Regions from separate parts of the Homo sapiens genome. Here all the other regions are linked to region 3. Evidence: chromatin contacts called from ENCODE Hi-C or POLR2A ChIA-PET data. All regions are on one chromosome and are shown on one strand. The core of a region is the stretch at or near the end of the contact, and the rest is flanking DNA. Distances in the headings are between cores, read along the strand shown. Region 1 holds the start of CDC42EP3 (CDC42 effector protein 3). Region 2 holds the start of PRKD3-DT (PRKD3 divergent transcript). Region 3 holds the start of SOS1 (SOS Ras/Rac guanine nucleotide exchange factor 1). Region 4 overlaps CDC42EP3 (CDC42 effector protein 3).

The links. A loop is a pair of places that touch in the nucleus more often than their neighbours do. ChIA-PET counts read pairs that join two places held with the same protein, here RNA polymerase II (POLR2A). Pooled maps may share reads with other maps.
Region 1: a map of OCI-LY7 shows a loop between it and region 3 (5-fold over the local background). The contact joins the promoter of CDC42EP3 here to the promoter of SOS1 in region 3. A Hi-C loop is called at or near these places in 2 of 168 maps with a recorded cell type or tissue (OCI-LY7 and naive thymus-derived CD4-positive, alpha-beta T cell) and 8 of 50 pooled maps.
Region 2: a loop to region 3 is called in a map of naive thymus-derived CD4-positive, alpha-beta T cell, with 5 times the contacts of the local background. The contact joins the promoter of PRKD3-DT here to the promoter of SOS1 in region 3. A Hi-C loop is called at or near these places in 1 of 168 maps with a recorded cell type or tissue (naive thymus-derived CD4-positive, alpha-beta T cell), 1 of 37 single-sample maps with no recorded cell type and 7 of 50 pooled maps. POLR2A ChIA-PET finds 5 or more read pairs at or near these places in 1 of 52 experiments (OCI-LY7).
Region 4: a map with no recorded cell type shows a loop between it and region 3 (5-fold over the local background). The contact joins the enhancer-like site here to the promoter of SOS1 in region 3. A Hi-C loop is called at or near these places in 1 of 168 maps with a recorded cell type or tissue (OCI-LY7), 4 of 37 single-sample maps with no recorded cell type and 3 of 50 pooled maps.

The regions. Positions count from the first base shown.
Region 1 is chr2:37,668,561-37,675,344 of GRCh38, reverse strand. CDC42EP3 (CDC42 effector protein 3) reads left to right here and starts at 3,703. Exons shown (of 2, transcript NM_006449.5): 1 at 3,703-3,919. RefSeq lists silencers at 2,725-2,894, 3,115-3,184, 3,195-3,254, 3,425-3,914.
Region 2 is chr2:37,323,137-37,330,228 of GRCh38, reverse strand. It overlaps PRKD3-DT (PRKD3 divergent transcript), which reads right to left and starts at 5,148. Exons shown (of 2, transcript NR_183394.1): 1 at 4,707-5,148; 2 at 3,465-3,752. It overlaps PRKD3 (protein kinase D3), which reads left to right and starts at 5,396. Exons shown (of 19, transcript NM_005813.6): 1 at 5,396-5,548. RefSeq lists a silencer at 5,036-5,665 and an enhancer at 6,306-6,385.
Region 3 is chr2:39,119,743-39,127,004 of GRCh38, reverse strand. It overlaps SOS1 (SOS Ras/Rac guanine nucleotide exchange factor 1), which reads left to right and starts at 5,954. Exons shown (of 23, transcript NM_005633.4): 1 at 5,954-6,669. The coding sequence starts at 6,583. RefSeq lists silencers at 2,378-2,507, 6,085-6,804 and enhancers at 2,808-2,957, 2,988-3,157, 7,005-7,084.
Region 4 is chr2:37,651,531-37,659,064 of GRCh38, reverse strand. All of the region lies in intron 1 of CDC42EP3 (CDC42 effector protein 3), which reads left to right. Among named protein-coding and RNA genes, the nearest start is that of CDC42EP3, 16 kb to the left of the region's middle. RefSeq lists enhancers at 1,588-2,093, 2,540-2,659, 4,057-4,116, 4,784-4,993, 6,616-6,805. Within about 2 kb of position 4,849, at least 25 of the 41 ENCODE cell types and tissues checked have a DNase peak (open chromatin) inside an H3K27ac peak, as active enhancers do; they include OCI-LY7, where a contact is called at or near this core.

The sequences.
Region 1 (6,784 bases), core at 2,454-4,953, 1.4 Mb after region 3:
CAGCAAATAAAGTTCATACATTTAAGGAAACAGGCCATAAATGAATTTGTAAATAAATATAACGCAAGTAGTGAAGCAATTGTTCTTCCTGTTTTATTTAGGGAAAGGGAGTGTGGGAGGGGCTGCTATTTTAGAAAGAAAGCCTCTCCCTTGAAGTCTCATTTGAATAAAGATCTTAATGAGCCTTTTGCTGATTTGGGGAAGAATCCCCACACAGACAAGAGTGGGCCAGGCTCTGTTGTCGGGAGTGCCTGGAACAGCCTGAAGGCCAATGTGGCTGGGGCAGAGTGAGAGGTGAGCAAAGTAGTAGGAAATGAGATCTTATGTGAAACCCCCATGTCATAGGGTTCTTGCACACCCAAAGTGGAATGACTACTGAGTCCACAGTCTGGCTTCATTTTCTGGACGTTCAAGTGATGATAAGGAATTGCAAGGAAAGCCTGCTGTCAAACAACAATCTCCTCATTAAGTTTCACATGAACACATACAAAAAAGGACATTCTCTTTTTCCCTCTCAGGACCTTTGCATTTCAACAGCTTGAAATGCTCTTCTTTACTCCTCTTCCTATCAAATTCCCCAGGTTTAATTTAAGCTCTGCCCCCTGTGAGAATCTTCTCTTAACTCCTCCAGCTGACACTGAGTCAATCTTCTTTGTGACTAGGGGGTCTTAACCTAGGACTTCCCTGGCATCAATAGATTATTTACAGGAACTCTGAAACTGCATATGAAAAATTTTGTGTATCAATCAATATGCTTTTCCAAGGGTGCTCATAAATCCCATGAGATTTTCAAATGAGTTTGTAGCTTTGAAAGGTGGAGAACCACCAAGCACTCATGGACGGTGCTTCTCAAACATTAAATCTGCACGCAAACTATCCACATTTCATTAGACTGAAGATTCCAACTTGGTAGCCCTGGAGTGAGGCTTGGTGCTGCTGGTCCTGGGACCATACTTGGTAGCAAGAGACTAGAATGTGGTCAGCATTTGCTTGTGTACACTGGCAAGGTGCTCTCTGCACTTAGGTAGATCACAGGTTTCTGGACAGCAAGGGCACTGACAATACTACTTGGCTTTTCTCCCAAGTAGGGACTAATAGAAAAACAGCCCACTGTTGGGCCTGACAGGTGGTCTACAGATACCAGGCTTCTAAGGTTACCACCAAATGTTTTTAAGGCTAAACCTTTCCAAAATTCACAGCAGAATCTCAAAACTCCTAAAATCTTCCTGAAGCAAAGCTTTTTCCTCTCTTCCGGTAGTAGACTCCCATAACATGTTGAAACCTAAATCCATCAACTCTACAAGCTATCATAGTTAGCACAGGAAATGCACTCATTTGGAAGAATAATTCACTATATGAGGGATCAGTTACTCACTGAAGATGTTCAGTACAAAGAAATAACGTGAGGCACAGGGCATGGTGGCTCATGCCTGTAATCCCAGCACTTTCGGAGGCTGAGGCAGAAGGATCACTTGAGGCCAGGAGTTTGAGACCCTGGGGGAAAAAAAAAAAAAAGGAAAGGAAGGGAAGGGGAGGGGAGGGAAGCGGAGGGGTGGGGAGGGGAGGGCAGGGGAGGGGTGGGGAGGCGAGGCCAAAGGAGCCAAGATAAATCAAACCACCAGGCCCTTGAATGAGCAGGTCCTGGATAACTGTTTAGAGTCCAGCAGTGAAGTCTCATTTAAAAACGGCAGAGGGAGAGAAAGCCTCTAAAAGGCAAGGGATAATGTAGAAAAGTAAAAATAGGTTTTAGAATAAAAATGCCGTTTCAGACAAACTGCCACTCTATATTTGCAAAAACTGTAAAAGAAGTTATTTATTTGGCCATGTAGAAATAAAGTGCTTTTAACAGCAGCTAACAATAGATCACGTGAAAAAAATTACATACAAGACATGTGTGTCGGGAATGTCTTTATGTGTTCAAAAGGAATTTTGCATGTGGTATTTTATATATATACACATATTATTTGGACTTATAAAATACCCTATGTAATGAAAACTATGCATAAATATTTATAAAAATACCTTTTTCTAAGTAGGCCAGGAACATTTAATATTTTTCAATAAATTAATATATAAAATATATACATTAGTGCCAAATGGAACATATATTTTGAAATATGAAACCCAAGTAAAATGCTCAGGAATCTGGAGTAGAATCCAGGTATCTGCCAAAGGAAACTTTGGACGAGTTGTCTTTTGAAGAAGGGAAACAATGCTGGGTCTCTTATCTTCACGGACTGTTTTTGCTTGTCAAACTTCTAACATCACTTCAGCCGAGTTTCGTATTTGACTTCCAACCTCATGGCCATTTGACCTGCCAACTACTATTTTTCTTTGAGGCTTTTAACACCCCACCCAAGTATTTTGCTTTCCAGATTGTGTGCGTTTCCTTTTCACTTCACCTTAAAGTCAGCCTGGGTTTACAACATCGGCTTAAGGCGCACCCTCTAAGGTTTCAGACAGACCCAGGGCACCGCGGTGATGACCTGAAGCTGATATCTCTCGGCAAAGCCAAGGTATCCGGGAGGTTCTCCGCGTTGTGCCAGGATTTCCATCCAACCCGAGAGTCTCAGGGCAGAGGCCAGGCCCCCAGCGTCCGACTCCCAGGGGTCCCAGCCCCCTCCCCTGGCTGACCATGCGGGCTGGGACCTCCCAGCCGGAAAACACCGCCCTTTCCTGTCGCCTACTCCTTCCCCAGGCCGACGACTCGCGGAGGAGGAAGAGACGGAGGCCGATTAAGAAAATTAGCATTCATTAACCCGGTTCACGCTCCGGCCCCGGCGGAGGGGAGGGGCGCGCCGGGCGGCGGCGCTGGCGGTGGCCGGGTGACCGGCGGGCGCAGGTGCCACCGCGGCCTGAATTTTACTCTCTCGGGCCGGCAGCTGCGCCACTTGCGCCTCGTCGCGCGTCTGGGGCAGCCGCCACCGGCTTGCCCCAGCTTTAGGCAAATCCTTTTGAAAGACCCTGAGGGAGAAGAAACGCCTCCCTCTGGGTAGGAGAACCTGTAGCGTCTGCTGTTCGTCGCGTGTCCAGTTGCTCAGCCGGGAGCTCCGGCATCTTCAGGGCGCTTATTCCACTCTCCGGGTTTTGGCTGCAGCTCTGAGGGGAGCGAGCTAGAAACTGACAGAACGCGACCCTCCCCCTCCGCGCCCACCGGAGCCCGGGCTGAGAGGGACCTGGGGAGCTGCGGCCTGGCCGGGGCGGCGCACTCAGGTGGCCTCGCTTCCCTGCGGGTCACCGCCCGCCACTCGCACAGCTAGGTCGGCCTGTTGGGATCGGGAGAGGTGGGCGCACGAGTTTTAGTGCGGGAGTCCGGGGTGCGGGCGGAGTCCTATTGTCCCCGTGCACCCGGGCGGCAGCACCTCCGGGTCCCTCTTTAAACCGAGCGTCCGGCGACCTTTCTTTGTGCTTAGGGAGTCGAAAGCGGCATCTTCTCCGAGAGAAGTCGCCTACTGGGGGGTGGCGCTGGGGAGGTAACAATGGGCGCCCATTGTCCTCCGAGGGTCCAACGGTGACCCCCCCCCGCGCGCGCGCCCGGCCACCGGTTGGCCCCGGGCCAGGGCACAGGTACCGCGGCTGGGAGGGTCGGCCCCGCTGCCCGCGCCCTCCGCCCCGCCCCAGTGAGTCCCCGCGCCGCCGGCCCCGCCCCGCGCCGCCCCGCCCTCCGCAGGTTCAGTCCTCGCGTCCGGCCGCCCCGCGCTCAGTCGCGCGCACCTTCTCTCGCGGCCGGGGGACCGCAGCGCGGGGCTAGCCCGGAGACCCGGCCACCGGCCTGGGGCGCCTTCACGCCGTCTCGGAGCGGATAATGCGGTGAGCAGGCACCACGCCGGCAGACTCGGCTGGATCTGCGCACAGCGGCAGGGATTGCGTGCGCCCGCGGGAGGCCCGGGGCAGCGGCTGGGATCCTCAGCGGCGGCCGGTGAGTCGGGGCAGCCCAGGGCTCCTTCCTCTCTACCTGTCTGTGAGTCTGTCCCGCCCGCGGCCGTGGCCGCTTCCGGCGTGCGCTGGTGTTAGGCTGGGAAACCAGCAGGGAGTCGGGATACCCAGGGCATCGCTTTCCCATCTAGTGTCCAACGGAACGAAGGGGACATAAAGCAAGCCAGGAGGGGGTCCGGCGGCACGACCAGGACTCAGAGCTCCACCATTTGTGCCCACTACTTTTCAGGGTGGGGCTGCGCGGCCACATTGCACCCTCCGAGCTATTGGCAGAGCCATTCTGGGCGCGTATAGCATTTTTCCATCTGAGAACAAGCCGCGCTTGGCTACCGCGCCCCTCGCATCATGGATTGGTACCAGGGCCGCACATGGGTGCATCGCACAGCTCTGCCGTGGCATCGCCTGCCCGGTGCCCTCCTCTTTCTTAATGGAGGACATTGTTAGTGGGGCGCCAACCTGCAGATCTGGATATTGACTTTTTTGTTTTTTGACGGTGAACAGCTGAGACGTTTACAAGGTTTTTTGTTTTTTGTTTTCTTCCCTTTCTCCTTGAAACTAAGTGGCTTGACACAGACAAGTATCAGACATGTGAGGATGAATGGATCTGGCCATTTTTTCGTTATGAATTATTATACTCTATCCCTCTCTCGACTTTGGGAGGCATGTGTTTCATCTTATAAATAGAAAGTAGCATATTTTTGGGCAGGATCTCCTTTATACTGTGCAGTCTAGGAGAGGTCAGTTTAAAAATAAATATGCACTTGAATGTTACATTACTGAGAGCCAGGCTGTGGCTGGGACAAGCTGCGTGGACAGCAGCATCAAAGCCGGGAGCGCAGCTGTGTTGAAAGGAGTAAAAGCCCCAGAGTGCAGCCTAGGCTGACAGTCAAGTAATTACATTTTGTTTAAAAAAAAAAAAAAAAAAAGTGAGCGAATTAAAATGAGGAATGTCAGGAGGGTATTGCAACATGAATCTTTCCAGCCCTGGCGTATTTGGAGGAGTGGGCTGCTGCTGTGTGCTGAGGTTGTAGGGGGGCTCTAGGGAGGGAACTGATGAATGTGTTAGGGAGACAAAGATTCCATCCCCATCTCCCAGCTCTTAATTCTCACAATATCCAAGAGTTTCTTGGGAGTACTGCCTTTTAAAAGGAACAAAAATTAGGAGAGCAGCAGATGTCTGTATTTTAATAGCAAAGCCAGTTTTAGGGACTTCCTGTTAACATCACAGGGAGAAAAAAGACTCACCAGGAACCAGCGATGATGCCCCAAAGGTATCCCTAAGACAATTTAAAAGGCTCCTGTAATGTTCTAATTTACACAAGCTCTTTCATCTTAAAACCAGGAAATGTACCTTCTCTTCTTTTCTGGACAGTTCCAGAAGTCTACTCTTTCATACCCCCTGCAATTTGTGTGAGCTCTTATTGGTAGTTAATAAGCTACACAGGTATGTGTGTGATGCATACCCTTTTCAGAATAGATTTAGACACTCAGAAATAAGTTGGAGTAGTTGTGAAATATTTAGCATTTTCATATGTGAAATAAATGATAAAGGCCCTTTCTATAGTCAAGGAATGGTTGAAATTCTTCATAAAGTCTCCCAAAGAATGCGGGTTTCCCAATGGGCCTCACCCATTTGAATAAAACAGCACCAGCCTCTGGGCTCACAGATAAGAACTTTAGAGGAGAAATTTGGAAGCATTTCTGGATCCATGGCAGTTTCTGTTTTCCAATGGCATCATCTGCTAGAGATTTACATGATGAATTCTATGATTAGAACATGGTGCTGAGGCTGTGGCAGCAGCTACAGGCTTGAAATGAGATGAGCTCCTCTTTCCCTCAATCTGAGCAGTGAAATTGTTTCACGTATCTCTATGGAACAAGTAAAAGCAGCTAGAGTAATAAGTGTTGCACACTTTTTGCTTTTTATTGCACATTTAAGTGCGGTGCAAGATGAATAAATACAAAGCCGTAACAGTGATTGCAGAAGGGCTCACATGAGTTCATTTGCCCTGTCTGCGCTCCAGCCTTTCCTTTAATGTGGTGTTTTGTTTTATGTCCAACATGCTCACAAAAGCTGTGCTTTTTTCATGTATAAAGTTCCTGGTATTCAACAGTGTTGGGGATAAAATTGCTTTCACCTGTATCACCCAAAGATTTTTTTTTTTTTTTTTTTTTAGCCAGGCCATAGATTTTTCACAAATTCTTTGACCATTAACTGTAACATTTATCCAGTGGGTGGAATATAATTCGTAACCTAAAAACCTCCAAGAAGACTGCTCTGATCGTATTATTATTATTATTATTGTTATTCAGATTCTTGCTTTCAGTCAGATTTTATCTAGGCCCAGTCTCATTTCTTACTAACCAGAATCCTGTGAACCTGTATTTCTTTTCATTGATTGAATGAGAAATCTATTTTTAAATGCAGTATGTTTGCCAGAGAACAAGGATAGCCATTTGAAAATACTGGATTCAGCCAGCCACAAAATCTTGTGTGCCTCACCAAGCCATAGAAGACCAAGAATTTTCCTAATATATTGCATTGTTCATTACTTTGGATGTTAAAAGCACTTCCTAAGTGGAGCCCGTCCTATGTGTCAAGCACTCTTCTCAGCCTTTTGTCTTGATTATCTTACTTGTTTCTAGCAATCATCTAATGAAAGAACCGTTGTATCCCCATTTTGCTGGTGTAGAGACTGAGGATAGACCAGTTATATAACTTACCCAAAGTTGTGCAGTAAGCAAAACCTAAACATGCGTGTGCAGTTTAACAACACAATATGTGCAGGCATGAGTGGCTAATCCTATGTGAAAGTCAGCAGCTCTTTGGGTTAAGGGGATGGGAAAA
Region 2 (7,092 bases), core at 3,899-6,398, 1.8 Mb after region 3:
AGTCCCAACTCCTCTGTTTTGGTCAGCCCTGGTAAGAGTTTTTTTGTTTGTTTATTTGTTTGTTTGTTTGTTTGTTTTGAGACAGGGTCTCCCTCTGTCGCCCAGGCTGGAGTGTAGAGACGCGATCCCAGCTTACTGCAACCTCCGCATCCCAAATTCAAGCAATTCTCCTGCCTCAGCCTCCTGAGTAGCTGAGATTACAGGCGCGGGCCACCATGCCCGGCTAATTTTTGTATTTCTAGTAGATACAGGGTTTCACCACGTTGGCCAGGCTGGTCTCGAACTCTTAGGCTCAAGACCCCTGGGCTCAAGGGATTCGCCCACCTCAGTCTCCCAAAGTGCTGGGATTCCAGGCGTGAGTTGCCACGCCTGGCTGGATAATTAACTTTAATACTGGCTTCCTATTCAGGTCTGTAGCATCTTTGTTCTCTTCCTCTGTTGGCTTTTTAAAAATGTTATAACCAATTTACAGTATTTTAAGAGTTTGTTTGTTTGTTTTTGTTGTTGTTGTTTGAGAAAGAGTCTTGCTCTGTTGCCCAGGCTGGAGTGCAGTGGCATGATCTGGCTCACTGCAACCTCCGCCTCCCGGATTCAAGCCATTCTCCTATCTCAGCCTCCTCAGTAGCTGGGACTACAGGAGCGTGCTACCGCATCCAGCTAATGTTTTATTTTTATTTTTATTATTTTTTTTGAGACGGTGTCTCACTCTTGTTGCCCAGGCTGGAGTGCAATGGCGCGATCTCTGCTGACTGCAACCTCCGCCTCCAGGGTTCAAGCGATTCTCCTGCCTCAGCCTTCCGACTAGCTGGAATTACAGGCGCTCGCCACCACGCCCGGCTAGTTTTTTGTATTTTTAGTAGAGACAGGGTTTCGCCATGTTGACCAGGCTGGTCTCGAAATCCTGACCTCAGGTGATCCGCCCGCCTTGGCCTCCCAAAGTGCTGGGATTACAGGCGTCAGCCAACGCGCCCAGCCCGCATCCAACTAATTTTTGTATAAAAGAGACCTTTAAAATTAATACTCAGTTGAATAAAATCTGGAATAAAAGCAATAATCCATAACTCAAGGGAAATTAATGTTAATTCCATTTTAAAATCGATGAGCAGATTTATGTATTACCTACTCTTTCCTGGAGAAACTTATTTTGCAGTCACAAAGATAAACAGACATTATTGGAAGTGGTTAAGGTAATTGGTTTTTTACCACAAATTATCTGAATATTCATTTTTGTTTTTGCAACAGGGTCTCACTCTGTCGCCTAGTGGCACAATCTTAGCTCATTGCAACCTCTGCCTCCCGGGTTCAAGCAATCCTCCTGATCCTCCCACCTCAGACTCCGGAGTAGCTGGGATTACAGGCGCGTGCCACAACGTCCAGCTAATCTTTTTTTTTTTTTTTTTCGTATTTTTAGTAGAGACAGGGTTTGCCATGTTGGCCAGGCTGGTCTTGAACTCCTGACCTCAAGTGATCTGCCCACCTTGGCCTCCCAAAGTGCTGGAATTATAGGCATAAGCCACCACACCTTGCCTGAATATAAACTTTTAAGAACTGCATATAAAATCCTAGGTGAAACATATGCAGTAACCACTCCCTTTAGTTACCAGATTTTCCTAATCTTTTTAGTCAAGCCATCCTTATCACACCTCTCTTTGATTATATACTATGTTGTAAATATATATACAGACATATATTTACAGATACCATGCAAGAAACATGATGGTATGAAATTGATGGGACTTGATCACCAATTAGATTTGGAGAACAAGGGAAAGGAGTTTAGGCTGACCAAGTAGTTTCTGTCTTCAATGACTAGATGGTGGCACTATGCACTAAGACTGGAAATATAGGAAATATATATGGAGATATATGAACATAGTAATATAACCAAGTGTAAAATTATATAAAGCTAAATATAAGTGCAAATAAAGGAAAGAGAGGAGTTATATGGAATACAGAAAGTTACATTAAAAACGAATGAATGTGCCTGGCCCAGAGCTGGTGTTCAATAAGCAATAGATATTATTAATAACCTTTATACCCAAGCAGAAGAATTTGGACGTGGTAAGGTAGGTGATAAGGAATGACTGCAGAGTTTATCATGTGGTACTTTAGGACTACTAGACTAACTACTATCATCAAGACATATTGAAAAAATTCTCTGATTTAATCAACATTTATTGAGCACTATGCTAAATGATGAATAAATTTAAAAAACGGCCGGGTACAGTGGCTCACGCTTGTAATCCCAGCACTTTGGGAGACTGAGGCTGGTGAATCACTTGAGGACAGGAGTTGGAGACCAGCCTGGACAACATAGTGAAACCCTGTCTCTACTAATAAATAAAATAAATAAATAAATAAATAAAAGATCTGGTCTTCTTCAAGTTCAGAAAAGGGAAGGGCAGATAGCGATCCCAGGAGGATGTGATAAACACTCAGTCCACAATAAAATGTGATGAGCCACATGAGAATTATCTCTCAAGGGCTATCAGAACACAGAACAATTATTGATAGCCTGCAAATCAGACAAGACAGTTCCAAGGATATAACAGTTTGAGCTAGTCTAGGACACCAACTTAAAGTCTGTTGTGGTAATCCAGATGTGAGATATGGACTAGGATAACGGCAGTGGAAACTGAGACAGGACATTTTGAGAACTATATCATCACGTATGTCTCTGCTGATAAAGAAATAGATCCTAAAGCATTTTCTCCCATAACTATTTTACTAACTCTATATTGATACCCAAATGCTTTATTGAATTTTTCAGCTGTGTTTCAAGGTCATGGAAAAAGACACAATCACAAAATAATTTTCCAGTGACCACATTCTATAAATTAAAACCAGCTGCAGTTTTAAAATGATGACAATTTCCTCTAGCTGGAAATTGTCATCAATTTCCCTAGTGAAAAAATTCACTGATTTAATCAACATTTATTGAGCACTGTGCTAAACGATGAATAAATAAAAATAAGGGCCATGCGCAGTGGCTCATGCCTGTAATCCCAGCACTTTGGGAGACTGCGGCGGGCAGATCATTTTTTCCCCCTGCATTTAGGTTTCTAAATCAGATGTCTCTGTTATCTCAAGTCACAAGAGTGTTGACTTTCTTTGCTTGCATTAGGTAACATATTTGAATGGCTATGTTGTGTGTCATTAAGTACAAGGAGCCCAATAATGCGGGACAAGCTCTCCAACTGCAGCCATAGAAGAGCAATATTGTAAGCTCGTTTTCATAAAACACCAGCAAGAAGAAAAATCCTTTCCATTTTGAGCATTCAGATTATATTTTCTCTCAAGGATTAAAACATTTCACATGGCAATACACTTATTTATTAAATTCAATCTTTATCTCTGTAATGCTCAGGAATGGAACACCTTGAGGAAACTGTAGTTCATGTTAAGCAAAAAATTAGATACAAAGATAGTTCTTTGATCAAATGTGCTGAAAGATTTACCCAAAGTGGAGGAGACCGCTTTATTTTTAAAAAGAGAAGCAGAACAGTGGAAATAAAATGAAATATATACATTACATATCTCTGTTTTCACACATGCACACAAATACTTAAATCTCTGTATAACAGCAGTTTGAATCGTCTGGAAAAGTTACTTCTAGGAAGAGTAACTTCTGTCACTTTAAGTACTACAGCAGAAAATGGAAGTTAATAGTGAGATAAGACTGGCTGTAAACTGCTCCAATGAGGTCCTGGGAATCTTGCTCAGAGGCAAAATTTGGGGCTGGACTAAAACGTCTGTTGGGAAGTGAAAGGAAGAAAAGGGCAAAGTTAAGCAAGAGAGTCCTTTAAAAAGAAGGCAAACTTGAGTAAATCTACTTTCAATTTTAAAGTAAAAGAATAGCTGAATAGGACTCTAATAACAAAAATATAGTAAGATTGAATTAGATACTGCTGGATGTAAGACATTTAGCAACTTCCAATTCCTGAGAATGTTTCAGAAATCTTTTTTTAAATAGATTTTTAAATAAAGTAATCAAGGTTTTACACAATCTTACCTGCCTTATGTTTAATATAAATTATCTTAATATTTTCATTTCTTAACTTTAAATCCGAGGACATCCATTAAGAGTGATGATTTTGTATCAAAAGTAGGGGCTAATTTATGTTTATTTTTCTTTCTATTCTTGAAAACTGCCCTCTTGGCTGGGCGCGGTGTCTCACGCCTGTAATCCCAACGATTTGGAGGGCCGAGGCGGGCGGATCTCTTGAGGTCAGGAGACCAGCCTGGGTAACACAGCAAGAGACCTCGTCTCTACAAAAACTAACTTAAAAGTTAGTGGGGCGTGGTGGCACACGCCTGTAGTCCCAGCTGCTTGGGAGGCTGACGCAGGATAATCACTTGAGCCCAGCAGCTCCAGGCTGCAGTGAGCTATGATCGTGTCACTGCACTTCAGCCTGGATGACAGAGTAAAACCTTTTCTAGAGAGAAAGAAGAAAGAGAGAAAGGGGAAAAGAAAGAAAAAGAGAGAAGAAAGAAAACTGCCCTCTTGATTGTAGTCCCTCTGATTGTTTCAATATATTTAAGTACTTTTGGGATAAAATGTTGACATAAGGAGAATCATGTGGCTTCTGTGACAATGCCTGTCAGCTTCTCAGGCCTTTCTCTCACATAAGACATCGAAAATTTATGCACAGTGTATTTTCCCTCTAGATCCTTATGCTGCTGACTCCCACTCCCGCCCCACTCACCCGACACGGTCATACTTTGTTTTGGAGCAAAACAAATGTTAACATTGTGTTTCCAGACACCTGGAAGCCCAGGTTTGGTGATTCTGGACTGCACTCCACTTTGGTGGTAGGGTCACATTCGCGTTTAAAGGCCGACGGGGAGGAAACACCGAGCACCGGGAAAACCCCTGCAGTCACCGGAACGTCGGGCTTGGGACGTGCCGGTTTGGGCGCCGAGCTGCGGTGCCGGCGGCCACCCCGGGGGCAGGCAGCAGGGAGGAGCATGCGGGAGGGCTGTGACATCTCAGGGTGGAAGCAGCTCTCTGCTCTGGACGCCTTACAAGTCCCCCGTTCCAACTATCACCTCTGGCCCATTGTCGCCACCGCCTCCCTCAAGAGTGCACGGCAGTAGAGGAAAAGACAGTACCGTCGGCAACAGCGCGATCAAGTACCGCGTGTAACTGATAGACACGCTCGCGACTCCCGCGGCGCCCCTGCCCCGTGCCCCCGCGCTCACGAAGACGCCCGGAACTCGAGGGTGCGGAGCCAGCCCGACTGTACCCGGCGCTCCCGGCGCCCCTTCGCGGGGCAGAGACAACCCCGACCTCCCGCCGCGGCCACCTCCCGGCGGGCGCGGGCCGAGGAACTACAGCTCCCGGCAGGCCCCGCGCTGGCCGCGCGCCCCCGCCCCCCGCGCGCCCCGGCCCCCCGCCCTCCGGCCCCAGGACGGGACGGGGAGGGAGGGAGGAAGGGGCGCCGGAGGCGGGCGGGATCCTGCGAGGCGCGTGAAGCCTCGCTGGCGCCTCGTCCGGTACTCAGACGCTGGCGGGCGCAGTTTCTCACGACGGGCCGAGCCTGCCACTGTAAGTAGTCGCCTCGGGGAGCGCTGAACAGACACCGAAAAAGTTCGCGCCGCCGCCGCCGCCGCTTTGTTCTCCCGGCCCGTCGGGCTGAGGCGGCGGCGGCCCCTCCCCCATCCCCCAAACCCCCAACCCCCCAACTGCACGCGGCGGCGGCGGCGACAGGACTCGGACCCCGCGCCGGGCTGGGCGGTGTCAGCCGCGCTGGGCGGGAAGTTGGGGGAGCGCGCGGCGGGAGGTGGGCGGCTGAGGGGGAGCGGGGGCGCCGCCGCAGCCGCCAGAGGGGCCAAGTTCCGGCGTCCGCGCGGAGGGCAACTTGGGTTCGCGCTCCGCTGGAGACCACCGCGCCCGGCCCATCGGAGGCGATCCGTTCCCGGGTCTCCCAAACTAGTTCCCGAAGCCAGACCCGCGGCGCTCGCAGTGCCGAATTTTGGACCAGCTTTTTCGTTTCATTTCCTCACTTTGCGTTGTAGTCGTCTCAAAGGGGTGAGTAAATGGTGCTTGGAGAATGTAAGCCCCTCGCCCCAGTATCCCGACTGCGTTTGGATTTGCTAGTTGCAGCATTGTTCCGAGTTGCTCCCTCCTGGGAGGTTTTCCTTAAGCTGAAACACTGAGGAGTGCCACTGTTTCTTTGAGCAGTGAAAATAACCATATACTACTGTATTGCCGGTTGGGTATTTTATTTCAGGTGAACGCAGTCAGAGGCATAGGCCTTGCCGTCTGCAGGCACACATACGATTCAAGCGACAAGTGTGTGCGCGCGACCTGCCGACTTTTCCACACACAGATTGATGGCATGGACGTAACTGTGTCTTCAATCACACCCATCCCCACAGGAAATAAGACTATCGGTGTCATCTTTGATTAGGAAGGATAAGTTACACCCTGAACTGCTGCTTGGTGCGACACAGCTTTTATGAGACATAGCCACAAATGGAACAAGAACTTTTAAATGCCTTAATTTGTATCCTAGAAAATGTTATTTTATTCCTCTGAAACTTTTTTTTTACCCTTCTACTTAATGTCGTCGTTCTTACATTTTTAGCGATTTTCATTTTCCTTAGCTTTGCTGCAGAAGGCGTCCATAAAGTTCCCCCGACTGAGATCTAGGCCAGTTTTTCCTTGTCAACGAACCCTTGCTTCCTTCCCTGTTAGATTCCGAGTTAAGATCAAGCATGGACATTCAGCCAAGAAGTTAGAAGATTTTCTAAAAGTAGGATTTGAAACGTGTCACACAGAAACCGTGGAAGGTTTTTCTTCAGTAGGTAGTAATACAGTTGTGGTGGGCCTGAGTGCATGAGCTTGGAGTACTCCTTGACGAGCCAGGTTCCATCCTCGGTTCTATAATTTAGTATATAGCATTTCACATTTCAGGGTGACTCAGGTTCTGTAATTTAGTATATAGCGTTTCACATTAAGAATGTTGACTGATGTGTATCTTAAAACTAATTTTTTAAGCATCCTAGATAATGGTAAGTCTTTTAGAGAAAATTTTAAGCTTTCAGTTTCATCAGATAGCCACTTTAAAATAGAAATTTCTTTCTGTT
Region 3 (7,262 bases), core at 4,705-7,204:
ACCCTGTCTCTACTAAAAATACAAAAATTAGCAGGGCATGGTGGCGTGCGCCTGTAGTCCCAGCTACTCGGGGGGCTGAAGCAGGAGAATTGCTTGAACCCAGGAGGCGGAGGTTGTGGTGAGCCAAGATTGTGCCACTGCACCCCAGCCTGGGCAACAGAGCAAGACTCTGTCTCAAAAAAAAAAGCAAGTAGCCAAAATGATGGTAAACTGCAAGCTCTTTCCTTATAGATTCAGAGCCACATCAATTTCTCCACATTTTTTAAAGAAATAAATCACTTTGGAAAATTACAGATATATTTCTATAATCAATAAATTTGAGGTATTTATATGGATTCATCATAATTAAAAATATTAGTTGTTATCCTATAAAACAATATACATATACAAATCAGTTGGGTCCCCTGGGAAGCAGATGCTGAGCTGGAGTTAAGAATGCAAAAGGTGGCCGGGCGCCGTGGCTCACGTCTGTAATCCCAACACTTTGGGATGCCGAGGTGGGCGGATCACGAGGTCAGGAGATGGAGACCATCCTGGCTAACACGGTGAAACCTCGTCTCTACTAAAAATACAAAAAATTAGCTGGGTGTGGTGGCGGGCGCCTGTAGTCCCAGCTACTCGGGAGGCTGAGGCAGGAGAATCGCTTGAACCTGGGACGCGGAGGTTGCAGTGAGCTGAGATCAGGCCACTGCACTCCAGCCTGGGCGACAGAGCCAGACTCCATCTCAACAACAACAACAACAACAACAACAACAACAACAACAACAACAAAAGATATTCCTTATTTTCTTCTCAGATTTTTTTTTTTTTTTGAGACGGAGTCTTGCTCTGTCATCCAGGCTGGACTGCAGTGGGGCGATCTCGACTCATTGCAAACTCCGCCTCCCGGGTTCAAGCAACTCTCCTGCCTCAGCCTGCCGAGTAGCTGAGATTACAGGCGCATGCGCCACCACGCCCGGCTAATTTTTTTGTATTTTTGGTAGAGACGGGGTTTCACCATGTGGGCCAGGATGGTCTCGATCTCTTGCCCTCATGCCTCGGCCTCCCAAAGTGCTGGGATTACAGGCCTCGGCCTCCCAAAGTGCTGGGATTACAGGCGTGAGCCACTGGCGCCCAGCCTTCTCAGAGTTTTATAATTTTGCTTTTTGCACTTTCTTCAATCCAATGGGATTGTTTTGCGTAGGGTGGGAGTTACAAGTATATTTTTTCTATGTGCATTTATCTATTGCACATTATTTCATTTATTGAACAGTATAGCCTTTACCTATTTATCTGCAATGCTTACGGTATCAGGTTTCTATATATTTGGCTGTCTACTGATCAATTGGTTTGTAGGTTCTTGTGCTAATATCCATTGTTTTAATTACTTTAGCTACGTAATCAGTTTTCACATCTGGTAAATCAAGTTCCCCTACCTTCTTCTTTTACAGGAGAATTAGCCTTTTGCTCTTTCATATACCTTTAAGAATGAGTTTGTCAAATTCCATGACAATCCCTGTTGGGAATTTCGTTAAAGTCACATTGCATTTGGATGTGATCAATTTGAGGAGCTATTACAACTTGAATCAACTGGAAAGAGACTTTTGCAAAAAGTCTTCTCTTCTCTCTTAGAAGATAAACTTGGGCATATCCTATAAGCTCCCTGCAGAAATCCCGAGAAAGAAGTGCGAGGAATAGTCCCATATGTCTTGGAGAACCTCTGATAATCTCTTCTAACTGTACCATCTTTGCAAAGGCAGGGATGGAAACAGAGAGGGAGGAAGAGGGCGGGGGACTCAAAGTATTAGCTAAAGGTGAGTAAAGAGTGGGCATCTAGTGTTCTTCTCAGTCACTATTTTCTCTGGTGTGTTTCCTGGAGATACATTTTTTGGAGGAGAGGAATTGAAAGGAGGCATTGGAAAGACAGAGGGTGAGGGAAAGACAGAGGGTGAATATGTTCTGGAGGAGAGAGTACCTTAACTGCTGATGGCTGAAACTGCTGTTCCTTCTACCTGTTCGGCTCTGAAGGAATCAGAGCCGAAAACAAAAAAAAAACTTTAGAGAGAAGGTAGCATTTGAGCTGAGGGCGCGCAGGGTGGATAAGAGTTCCAGCGCGAGCGTGTATCTGGGAGCTGGGGTGGGGCTGTGGTGGGCGGCATTAGAGAAAAAAGGCGACAGGCATTCTGAATAGCAGGAGACAGAGACAGAAGTGATGTGTTTGTAGGAGGCAAGAGCAGTTCATTTTGAGTGAGAGATACAGCTAGAAAGATAAGTAGCGGTCCGATTGTGCAAGGCCATGGATACCAGGTTAAGGACTTTGGAATTTATCCTGGGACGCCAGTGTGAGTTCTTGAACAGAAAAGTAAGTAGCTGGGTCCGAAGTTCGCGTCAGAAGGATCACTGTGGCTGCAGCAAGGCAGAGAACCAGGTGGCCGCGTCCTGGCCAGCAGGGCAGGCAAAGGCGCGGAGCGTTGCACTTGCACCTGCAGGGGGCACACTGAAGGGCCAAACGCCCACCCCCGCCCCCGTCCTCGCCGCCCTACTCCGATGCGCCGCGCTCGGAACTCGGCTAGCCCGCCTGGACGCGCCCCTCTCGGTCTTCGCCTATTCCGCCCGGACGCGCCTCGTGCGTCACGTCCGCCGTGGCGTGAGGCTCCTTAGAGCTGAGGAGGGAAGCGAAAAGAAGCCTCTGCGCCTGCGCCAGGGCGCACCCGTCGGCGGTAAAAGCTGAGGGGCTGGCGCGGGGGATTGGTGGGCGACACTTTTACGTCTACACGTGCCTACCCGTCTGCACGTTTCTGAGTCCGCACGGTTGTCTTCTCTTGCTGAATGGACATAGGTGTTTTGTTTTGTCCCAAGAGATACAGGCAAGCAGTACAGGGGTGATGGAGTGCTCCTTGACCTTAGCGGGGCTGACCCTGGCACTCCCTGTAGGTCTCCCCGCTGCGAAGCACTGAGTCTCTTCACTGCAGTTTCTCTCCAGTTACCCGCCCTGTCTACGGCCCAAACGGCCATGCTAGTGAAAACCTGCCCTGGCCGCTAAGCAAGCCTAGCCCAGGCTGTAACCCATGTTTCTAGGGCTTGTTTTCCTCTGCAGTCAAATCAGAGATTCGGAGTTGAAGGGGATCTTAGAGGTCAACATGCCCAACCTCTTAGCCCGAGTGAGTGAATGTACGCTTTTTACCTGCACACCCCGAAAATCGCCCGTTTTCTGGAAACAACGTTGATTATGTAGTCCTGGAACTTTCCTGCATGCACATTTTATTCCTTCGACAATATTTATTGCTACCTACTGTGTGCAGGCATTGTAGGCCCCGGGGATACGATTAAAACCAATGAAGAACGAAACGCACAAGATTGTTGATCTCGGCCGGGCGCGGTGGCTCACGCCTGTAGTCCCAGCACTTTGGGAGGCGGAGGTGGGTGGATTGCTTGAGGTCAGGAGTTCGAGACCAGCCTGGCCAACCTAGCGAAACCCCACCTCTACTAAAAATACAAAAATTGGCCGGGCTTGGTGGCGTGCGCCTGTAGTCCCAGCTACTCGGGAAGCTGAGGCAGGAAAATCACTTGAACCTGGGAAGTGGAGGTTGTAGTGAGCCAAGATTCCGCCTGCATTCTAGCCTGGGCAACAAAATGAGACTCTGTCTCAGAAAAAGAAAAAAAAAAAAAAAAGATTGTTTCTCTCTCTCTAGGAGTTTACATTTTATTTGGGGGCAGGAGGGAAACCAACAACCAAAAATAGAGGACTGATTTGATTTAGTGCTAGCAGGAAATAAAAAGAACATAAGGTAGAAATACACAGGTGAGAATTACTTGGAGTGATCGGAGAAGGCCTCTTGGAGGTGGTGATGTTTATAACCAGCCAAGGGAACAGTTAGGGGTTCTAGGCTGAGAGAAGAACAATGTTCTTTAGGCAGGTTGTTGTTTTCTAGGAATAGACAGAAGGCTACTGTGACTGGAGTGTGGTGAGGCGAGGTTGTGAATGGTGAGAAAACATTGAGAATGTGAGCAGGAGCCAGATGCACGCCTTTGTGGGGTACGGTAAGAAGTTTGAAATGTATTCTAAGAGCAATGGGAAGCCAAGCAATAGTTTGGGGTACAGGCTTGATGTTGGTTCATTTGGAACCATACAAACCAATCTCTTCCCCCATATCACAACCCTTTAAATATTTGAAGAGGGCTGACCGGGCGCGGTGGCTCAGGCTTGTAATCACAGCATTTTGGGAGGCCGAGGCGGGTGGATGACGAGGTCAGGAGTTCGAGACCAGCCTGGCCAATACAGTGAAACCCCATCTCTAATAAAAATACAAAAATTACCTGGGTGTGGTGGCAGGCGCCTATAATTCCAGCTTTCATTCCACACACTTTGAAAGTGGGGAGTTTTTCAAATGTAAACCAAGTATGTATATTTTTATTTTTTCAATAAAACAATAAAGATGGGTCTCGCCAGCCTGGTCTCAAACTCCTGAACTCAAATGGTCCGCCCACCTCGGCCTCCCAAAGTGCTGGGATTACAGGCGTGAGCCACTGCGCCCGGCCGGTCTGTGTGTATGTGTGTGTGTGTGTGTGTGTGTGTGTATATTTTTTTTTGAATTGAAACGGAGTTTTGGTTTTGTTGCCCAGGCTGGAGTGCAGTGGCATGATCCCGGCTCACTGCAACCTCTGCCTCCTGGGTTCAAGCGATTCTCCTGCCTCAGCCTCCCAAGTAGCTGGGATTACAGGCGCCCACCACCATGCTCGGCTAATTTTTGTATTTCTTATGGAGACAGGTTTTCACAGTGTTGGCCAGGCTAGTCTGGAACTCCTGACCTCAGGTGATCCATCCGCCTCGGCCTCCTAAAGTGCTGGGATTACAGGCATGAGCCACCTCGCCTGGCCGGCCTGTGTATTTTTAAAGGAAATAACCTAAGAGTTGTTTTTCCAGATTTTCAAAGAGGTCCTGTAAAGATTAAGAACCACTGAACCTTTCTCGTTTATGTGATCCTGGTTACTGTTCTCAGGAATAGCAGGACACAATGTCAGCTTTAACCCAGGCTAGTTCCTCTAAACTGCCTTCTTATCGGTGAAATGAAAATAATAGGGTTGCTATGGGGATTAAATGAGATGATACTCAAAAAAATGATAATTAATGATAAATCATAAGGTGTCTGCCACAAAGTGCCCCTATTATAAACAAACAGTGGCCTGGAGGGACAGTTTATAAATACTGCTCCTTTAGCATTCCACTAACATTGACTGAGTGCCTGTTCTACACTGTGTAGAGGCCCTGGTGAAAAAGATCTGCCTTCCAGTTTATTATCTAGTCGAAAGAACCGCAAAAGATAACAAAACACAATAGACTGAACGCCCTGAGAGGGGCATAAGTGCAGTGCTCTAGGAGCTGTAAAAGAGGTCTCGATATCCACTGGAGGAAAGTGCTTACTGGAGTTCATTTCTGGAGTGGGTTTAAAAGATGAACAGAGGGAATCTAAAACATTCACACAAAATCAATACTACACGTACACATTTTATTATTTTGTGGAAAGACCACTTAGAAACACCGCAATCACTTCTACTACTCAGCAGATACTGAGCAGTAGGTTTCGTGACAGAGCACCTGTCTTTTGTCCAGTCTGTTTACTATACATTGCGTGCTCTGGGCAGTCCTTATCTTCGTGTTCAGGAACAAAGTACACACACCCCTTTCCGAAACGAAGGGCCCAGGGACTCCGAGAAGGGTGGGAGCCCTCACGGCCAGGCCACACAATGGGGAGCCTCTTTACCCTAGTCATCACCCACCCTTGCAGGCCCCACTTTGCCAGGGTGCGACTTCTCGGGCCCCTTCGCCCCTCCCCTGCAGCCCCCAGGAGCGCAGCCACAGCCCGGCCGGGCGCCCTCCCTGTCTCTCTCTCTCTTTCTCTCTCGAGCTTTCCTCCTCCTTCACCGGGAGCCGGAAAACCCGGAGCGAACCAGCCCAGCACGGCAGCGCATGCTCAGTAGCGAGCAGGTTCAGTTCGCTAGTAGGAAGCTCCAGCGCTACACCGGCGGCGGCGGTGGCGGCGGCGGCCGCGGCGGCACCTCAGGGCAGCCAGATTCCCCAACAACGACCTCCGGTCCTTCCCCTTCCCCGCGAGACCTCCGCCCCAGCTCCGCCCCGCCCGGGGCTCTTGCGTTTCGGAGTCCCAACTACGCGGAGCGGGCGCCGCGGCCGGAGCGTCCCTCCACACGTCCTCCCCCAGCCGCCAGCTCCGCCGCGGGGCCAGACCGGGCCCGGGAGTGCAGCCCCGGCGGGCGGGCGGCGGCCGCGGCAGAGGGCAGCCCGGGGCGGCGCCGGCGGGCCGGGGAGGGGCGGGGGGCCTGGCCCCGGGGCGGTGGTGCGGGATGCCGCCGCCTCCGGGCCGCGTCCGTTCTCCACGGCTGGTACCTGTGTCGGGTGGGTGGCCAGGCGCGGGCCTCGCCCCCCAGCCCCCTCGCCAGGGCTAGCCCGGCTGCGCGGCGCCCGGAGGGGGCCGGGCCGTCCGGTGGGGCCGCGGCCCTGTTCCGCGCTGCGAGCTCGCCCTCTCGCGGCTCCCTGGCCCGGCCGCCGCCGCCCCTCTCCCCGCCCAGAGGCGCCCCGGGGGCACCATGCAGGCGCAGCAGCTGCCCTACGAGTTTTTCAGCGAAGAGAACGCGCCCAAGTGGCGGGGACTACTGGTGCCTGCGCTGAAAAAGGTGAGGAGCACGCGGGACCCCGCTTCCCGGCCGCAGCCCCCCAGCGCGGGCGCTGGGGAAGGGCTGGGGAGGCGGGGCGCGCGCAGGGCCGTCTTTCTTCCCGGTCTCGCCGCGTCTCCAAAAGGACGGCGCACACGGAGAGGCCCCCCTCATACGGCTGGCTCTCGGTGTTGACATCCACCGGGTGTGTGGGAATGCCGCAGGGAGCCGGGGGGAGTTTATCCGGATAATCCAACCCCTGAGAGGTGAATGCTTTGCCCTTTGATTCCAGGACAACAACAGTTGGAGGAGCCTCAGTTTTCAGCGGAGGTCAAAGCAGGCCACTTTTCCGTCTTCTTGGTCTTAGCCCGGAGCTGCTGTCAGCCTACCGTTTTAGGTGTCCAGTACGCTGGTTTTAGTGGCTTGAGAATGCCCTGGCCGTAAGGCTTGCTCAAAGGAATTGCGAGCTCGCCTGCCAGTAGGAACGTGGCCTGCTCTGCTCGCCGTCAGTATTCACTCCTCATTCTCCTGGTTTCCCCCGCTCCTCCGATTAACAGGGGCTGGTGCACATGCTACCAATTTCAGGGGGGTTTTGTTTTGTTTTTGCAGCGTTC
Region 4 (7,534 bases), core at 3,600-6,099, 1.5 Mb after region 3:
CTATGGGAGCTTAGGATGCCATGGGGAACTGGCAGGAGATTCAGTTGCAAGTGTGGCAGGCCCCCCAGATTGCTGAAGTGGGCTTCACAAGCTATTTTATCTTATCTCCAAGCTGTAGCCTTAAAACCCTTGAAAGGTTTTAAAGCAGAGAGTGATAAGGTTACATGAGGATTCTAGGTACCTCACTCTGGTGTAGATTGGAAGATAAGGTGGAAGGACCGGGGAGGCAGGGAGGTAGGTGAAAGGCAAATGTCCTTGTGCAGGAGAAAGATCATGGGGGCCAGGAGTAAGGCTGATGGAGCAGGGATGAATGAGGAGAGACAGTCCAGACAGACTGATAGGACTATAGGACTTGATGTAGAGATGGAGGCGGGGAGAAGTGCTGGGATGATAGCTGGGTTTTGGAATTGAGTGACTTCTGCCATTTACCAGGAAAGCATAGTTTGGAAGGCAGATGCCTAAGGCAGGCAGGGGGAAGAAAGATGGCAAATCCCATTTGGGGCAAGGTTTATGAGTATTATATGGGACAAGGGAAGCAAAGTAGAGAAGTCTGGAATATAAGGGAAGGGAAAGGCCAATCAATGCTTTTCAAACTCTCTGGGAAGGGCCACTGTCTTTTTGTTTGTTTCCATTTCCAATCCATTGTACAATACTACTGTGCACAAGGAATATGGAGCTTGGGCCACACACAACCGCCATGCAAGCTCAACAGCATACAGCTCCCAAACTTGTCAATAGCCTATTCAGTAAGAAAAAAATCTGTTGGTCACATGCTTGATGTTAAGGCAATGTCAAAAAGATCTTGCTTCCAACTTCTGTTCTTATCTCATCATGGACTGTATGAACCCACTTTGAGTAGCACTGGTCTGGACTTAAGTAGATGCATGTGGGTTGAAGGTACTGACTTGGAAGTTATCCCTAGAGGTGGTATGTGATTGCCGGGGGAATTGTTGAGGAGTGGGGGATGGGCAGCAGCCATCCAACCCTATGAAAATGCCAACATTTAAGACAGGGGTTCAGACTTCTTCTGTAAGGGCTCAGTTAATACTTTGGGCTTTGAGAGCAACATACAGTCTCTGTCACAGGCTACTCAACTCTGACCTGATAGAGCAAAAGCACCTTTACTGGGATTTCTCAACTTCAGCACTACTGAGATTTGAGGCCAGATAATTCTTTGCTTTGGGGAGTTGTCCTGTACACTGTAGGATGTTTAGCAGCATTCCTGGCTTCTACCCACTAGATGCCAGGAGCACACCACCCCCAGTCACGAAAACCCACAATATTCCCAGACATTGCCAAATATCGCATAGGGAACAAATATCACCCTCAGTTGAGAACCCCACTGAGCTGTAGACAGTACATAAATGAATAGGCATAGGTGTGTTCTAATAAAACTTTATCTATAAAAACAGGCAGGGGGCCGGATTTGGCCGGCCTGTAGCTTGTAGACCCTTGACTTAAGGGATGGTCAGAAAGAAAACTAGAAGAGCTTATTCAGTAAGATTTGAGGGCCTTCTGTGTCCCCAGCTCAAGAGGAGGCTCTGTAAGTGATTCAGCATAAAAAGGAGGAGAGTTTTCCCAACAGGAACACTCATGTATAGCCCTTTTGCTTACTTTATTCTTTTTGAGCTCACCAGCCACCTGGAAATATCAGGCATTAAAACCACAAAACAGGAAAACAACAAATCACATAATACAAGCCCTCCACAACCCCTAAGAAAACCCCTAAGCAAAGCAGTAGCAAGGTTGGATTACGTGAGGTGCATTCGAGTAGACTTCCTCCAGGAAGGAAGTGCATCTGGAGCAGGTCTCAGAGGATGTTGTGAATAGAGGCTGATGGTAAGAAGGTGGGAGAGCTTTCCATGTAGGGAACACAAGGTTCTTAGTTTCAGGTTAGGAGGGAAATGAAGTGTCAGTTAGGAAGCTAGGGAGCTATTGTCCCCAGTGAAAGCCTGTGATTGTTCACTGTCGCATGCAATGGGCTTCCTCTGGGAAAAGAATGAACAGCACTTAACACGATTTTCTAAGAACAGGATGTTTGTTTTTCTCCTCGAGGATGGCGGGGGGCGGGGGGTGGGGGGGGGGCTTTGTTACTTTACAATTCAAATCTTTTGACGTTTACCACAAGTCAAATTCCTTTTGAGATTCTTGTTGACAATAGCAAAAATACTGAAAAGTCCTAGTGAGTTAGAGATGGAGGGACCAGTGTCTAGGACCCTTCTTCTCATTTTTGGCTTCTGACAAGGTCAGGTTAGCATCTCCACCTCTCATCCGTGTTGCGCTCTTGGTGTGTCATTTCCTCTTGGTGCTGTCAGACTTCAAGATACATAGTCTTCAGGTTGGCAGTCCTTGAGTTATCAAATCGGCAGTGGCTACAGAATGCAGCTATGGCTGGAATCCTAGCTCCTCCACATTTTGGGTGATTGACTGGAGACACAGGCTTCATCTAAGACTGCTTCCTAAGAGGTATGCTCTGAGCATTACATGCCTGCCTGGCCCACAGAAAGCACTCATGCTAGCTAGTACTCTTCACAGGTGTAAATTATTTAGAGAACAAAGCATTTCAGATTTGTCACTTTCCAGAGAGCCTCTGTAGACTTGCTCTAGGGTTTGGCCCCCGGGAGCAAGTCAACCTGGCTCTCATGATGGAAAGTCTAGCAGGGGTTATGGATTTAACACTTGTGAATTTGAAGTTCACTGTGGGCCATGTGTTGTGGGAGGCAAAAGATGAATAAGCTCATGCCCACAGAAGAGCTTTCAGCCTAGTTAGAGGGAAATCATTCAACAAATATATTTGTAGTAACACATATACAAATAACGCAAGGATGTTGGTAGTGGAAGTAGATTGAGAGTAGAATGACGACTACCAGATTCCACATATAGCCAGTGCTGGTATCATACAGAAAAGCCATGTTTCAGCCCATCCAAGGAACGTGGATTATTGTAGACAGCCCTAGCAGGGTGGCAGAATAGCATGGAAGTCCTGTATTTGTCCCTTTACCCCATCAGAGAACTTGAGAATGTGGCCTAAAGGCAAATGGCTAGGAACTTTGCCCTCCAAGGTAGTATGGGTTAAATGACCATAATCTGAATTTCTGGACAGTGTCAGCTTATTATTTGGGATCATTTGAAATTACCATTACCAGAACTGGAGTACTGCATAGAATAATTGCTGACTTAAATATTAATATTTTGTGAGCAACTGAGAGCAAGTTCCTTGCTTTTGAGCAGAGATTAGAATGAATATCCTGGCTGAATACTGCTGAAAACTTCAGAGTCAAGTTCTCTTCCTGTATTGATATTGTCCTTGCAGCATCACAGACCAAGTCAGATCCATTAGTTATGGAAACACGTGAGCAGTTCACAGCAATGGCCTTATCAGAGATTCACATCCATGAAACTAGAGTGCCTGCCTGGGTGCTTCTGACCAGCCCTGGTGCCATGTACAACACGTCCTGATAAATGAACCAGGCATGAGAGGACTTGCCCTCCTCCTGCCTTGTTGTAACTGCCAGAGTTCTATGTCCACATTGAGTCTTCCCCAGTAACTCATTTTTATAGGAAAAAAGGTCCTAATGGCCTCTGTTCAAAAGTGCAGACTTGGTGCTATGTGAGGTGGACCTTCTGTCTTCCAATTTTGCTTCTAAGAGATCTTTCAAATTAGATCCCATAAAAATGAGACGTGTACACAAATTAGCACTGAGTCTCACATATGGTATTTGTGGGTCTGTATATAATCAGGGTTGTAAAAGAACAATAAATTCAAGCTGTAGCTGAATCACAAATGAAAGTCCTTTAAAATAATGGAAGGTGAGATGTATCAGACTTTGAATGGGTCTTTAAAATACCGCCTGCTCGTTCTGGCTAAGTTCATTTGCATAACAGAGCTCAGCAGCTGGGGAGCCAGCTAATAGAGTTTCATAGTCTTGAAGCTTAGAGCTATGTCCTCAGTTTAGATGATATGGGGAGAGGGTAAGAATCTAAAAATAGAAAAGGCATCTTCTTATCTTCTCAAATGGGTGGAGTTAAACAGACTGAAAATATGAAAAGCATCCCCTTCGGGTTACTGGGTGCTTCTGGTTACACTGATTTCCGCCTTAGAAATTCAGCATTGAACTTAAATGAAAATCTAACACTATGGGGTTTTTTTCCCCTTCAATTTTAAAATTATTCAGAGAAGCACTCCTACAGAGGTTTGTAAAAGGATTGACATGAGCGTCCACATTGTAGTAATATTTTAGTGTTTCTGATCCCAAAGATTGGCTGGTCATTTCTATATTAGTAAGAAGACTGCCGTGTTCAAAGAGAAAGCTTCTTCAAGGGAAAGTCCGTGTGCGTTTTTCTATGGAAAAGTGACATGGGACTACAAGGAAATTGGCAGTGATCGTGTTCCCATACAGGAAACTCAGAATAAATGGGAACGTGAACACCTCCCTTCACGCACTGTCAGGGAGGCGCAGGGTAACCGCCCTCCCCTCTGTGAGAGCTTCATCCCATGGCCATACTTGCTGTCCCCTCCCCACCCCAGCCCATTCCATCTTTTGAGAAACCTGAGCTGTTACTTGGAGGAGCCAAAATCTTTCCTTGTAGTTTCTGCTTGGTAGCTCTAGGGCCTCCCAGAACAAGTTAATTCCTTTTCATTACAATTAAATGAATCCTTCAGATCCCTTAAGATTAGTTTTCTCTTTCTATGAGTTCTCTTTAAGCTGCTCTATTCCTTCAGCCTCTTCTCACATGTCCTAATCGAGCTCCTTCACTTCCTCCCATTTGCCTCCCTCTGAACATGCGGGGACATGTTCCAGGTAGCCTTTATCCCTTCTAAATGTGGAGCCTAGGATCATGTTCTGGGCGCTTGGCACAGTGGAATTATTATCTTCTGGTTGGCAGCAGAGAGACATAGCCCACAGATGGTTGGGGGTAGGGAGGCGGCGGAGGGTACTTGGCCGAGTCATCATCCTCCCCTAGGACTGTTGGTTCCAACATGCAGGAGGAGTCGCTGGATACTCTGGCATGGGGCTCAGATGGTGCAGTAGTGCAGTGGTGCCGTGACTGGCCGCATAGTGCGACTGTGCTGAGGCAAAGCGAAAAGTGATCAGAAGCTGGAATGTCCCTGAAGGATGTGACAACCGAGCCAGAAAGGGGAAGTCGGATGCAGGCTCACTTCCTGCAAGGAGGAGAAAAGAACAGAGCCGCAGGTCCCTGGGGGCAGTAGCACCCCTCAACCCACCTGCCCATTTTTATACATGTGTGTTTTAAATTAACACTGCAACCTGTTTTGCAGGATGCAATTTTTTTTTTTTTTTACTTTTTCTCTCCACTAAGAATTAATCTAAAAACAATTAGTAGGCAAACCAAACATTCCTTTAAAATAAATGGAATTTTAAAAATATCCCAACTCCTTGGTTCTTTTCAGAGTCCTGTAAGTTGCCAGTGCATCAACTCTAAGTAACTTAGGAGCTGATTTTTCTGTCTGTCATTTTTTAAAACCGCTTGATTTTCCCTTCCTCCTGGCTGCTGCCCTGTTTTGATATTTTCAGCATCATTCTGTTTGCCAAAAAGATGGTAAGAAATGAAGCAAAGCACCGCTTCAGTTTTTTTCTTAACCAAATTATTTATTACTGCTGTGATTATTTCTATCATTATCACTGTCATTTACGCTTCAGTCAGTCACAAGAAACTAGAATTGTCTAGCCTAGTGCAACCCGGCTCTCTTCCTTCCTTATAAAAACCAGGGCCGTAGCTTCCTCTCCGGTCCTTTTGTGTATTGAAACTCTTGGATTTCTCACACAACCTGTAAGGGAGCATGTCCGTTCTCAGCAGCACTGTGCCCACCTGTCTGCCTGCCACATGTGTTCTCTCTGACCTGCCACATGACTGACTGGCAAGCTGGACCCTTTTGTTGGCAAATCTTTTCTCTCTAGTGCCCCAGGAACTAGAGCATTTGTTTTTAAAGGAATCTAACTTCTGAGATGAATGTTATCTCCAGTGTTATCTATGAAGGGAAAGAGGAACAAACCATGATCCAAGAACTAGGAGAAAGTTTGTGGAACTAGAAAGAAACCAGGAATAATTGTGGGAAGTTCAAATTTCAGGGTCAAGGTTTTTGAGAAAGGGCTAACTATAAGAACCTTTGTCTGTCTTTTAAGATTTAGGTAAGATAGTGGGAGTAGAGAAATGCAAGAAAACTAGAGAGCCAGGCATGGTGAGGCTCATCTGTAAGCCTAGCTGCTCGGGAAGCTGAGGCAGGAGGATCACTTGAGGCCAGGAGTTCAAGACCAGCCTGGGCAACATGGCAAGACCCCTTGTTCTAAAAAAAAAAAAAATTGTTTTTAATTAGCTGGGAATGGTGTTGTGCACCTGTAGTCTCAGCTACTCAGGATGCTGGGGCAGGAGGATGGCTTGAGCCCAGGGTTTCGATGCTGCAGTGAGCTGTGATCATGCCACTGCACTCCAGCCTGGGTGACCACATGACTTGACCCTTGGTTGCAGGAAAGGGGTTCAAGATGAGGAAAGGACAGACACGAGTGAATGTGCTCAGCACCCTCAGATGGCTCAGTGCCCACAGGTTAATGCTGGTGTTGAGAGTTTTGACTGAGACAGAAAGCTAAAATTCTCTCATCTGGGTTGTGGAACACCCAGGAGGGCCCGCTCCCTAGTTGTAGTCTGGTAATTCGCTTCCGGCCTGTAAGCCTTTCCTGTTTAGCTCCTCCTTTTCTCTTTTCCCAGCATCCCTTCCTCCAAGCAGATCCTTCTTCCTTCTGGGCAGAACGCAAAGCCCTGGGGTTCCCCTGACTCATGCTGACTGTTCTGATGTGTTGGTCATTCACCAGCAGTCTCCTGGAACCCAGGTGTCTTCTATTTTCTTTTTTTTTTTTTTTTTTTTTTTTTTTGAGAGGGAGTCTTGCTCTGTCACCCAGGCTGGAGTGCAGTGGCACGATCTTGGCTCACTGCAAGCTCCGCCTCCCGGGTTCATGCCATTCTCCTGCCTCAGCCTCCCAAGTAGCTGGGACTACAGGCGCCTGCCACCAGGCCCGGCTAATTTTTTGTATTTTTAGTAGAGACGGGGTTTCACCGTGTTAGCCAGGATGGTCTTTATCTCCTGATCTTGTGATCTGCCCGCCTCGGCCTCCCAAAGTGCTGGGATTACAGGCTTGAGCCACCATGCCCGGCCCCAGGTGTCTTCTTAAAATGATGAGGAGGGATGGGATTTCAAGTCATGGCATATAGGCCCATTCCATCATCAAAGGTTATCTGTGTGTGTCACTAGTCACCCTTGCACAAGTTGCTGTCCTCACGGGCCCAGGCGATTCCACCTGCCTGCACTTCCCTCCTCGCTCATGCCCTGGCCAGCAGCTCCTCCTGCATCCTCTCCCACCTGTTGAATTTTCTCACTTTCCTTTCCGACTACAAATGTTTCTCTTCTGAGATCTCTTCCCTTTTACAAAGTACAGATCCATGCTGCCTCTTTGGTGAAGGCCTGATCACAGAAGCAAAAAGTGATCTGTCCCATAGCCAGGGTCAGGGGAGACGTGGC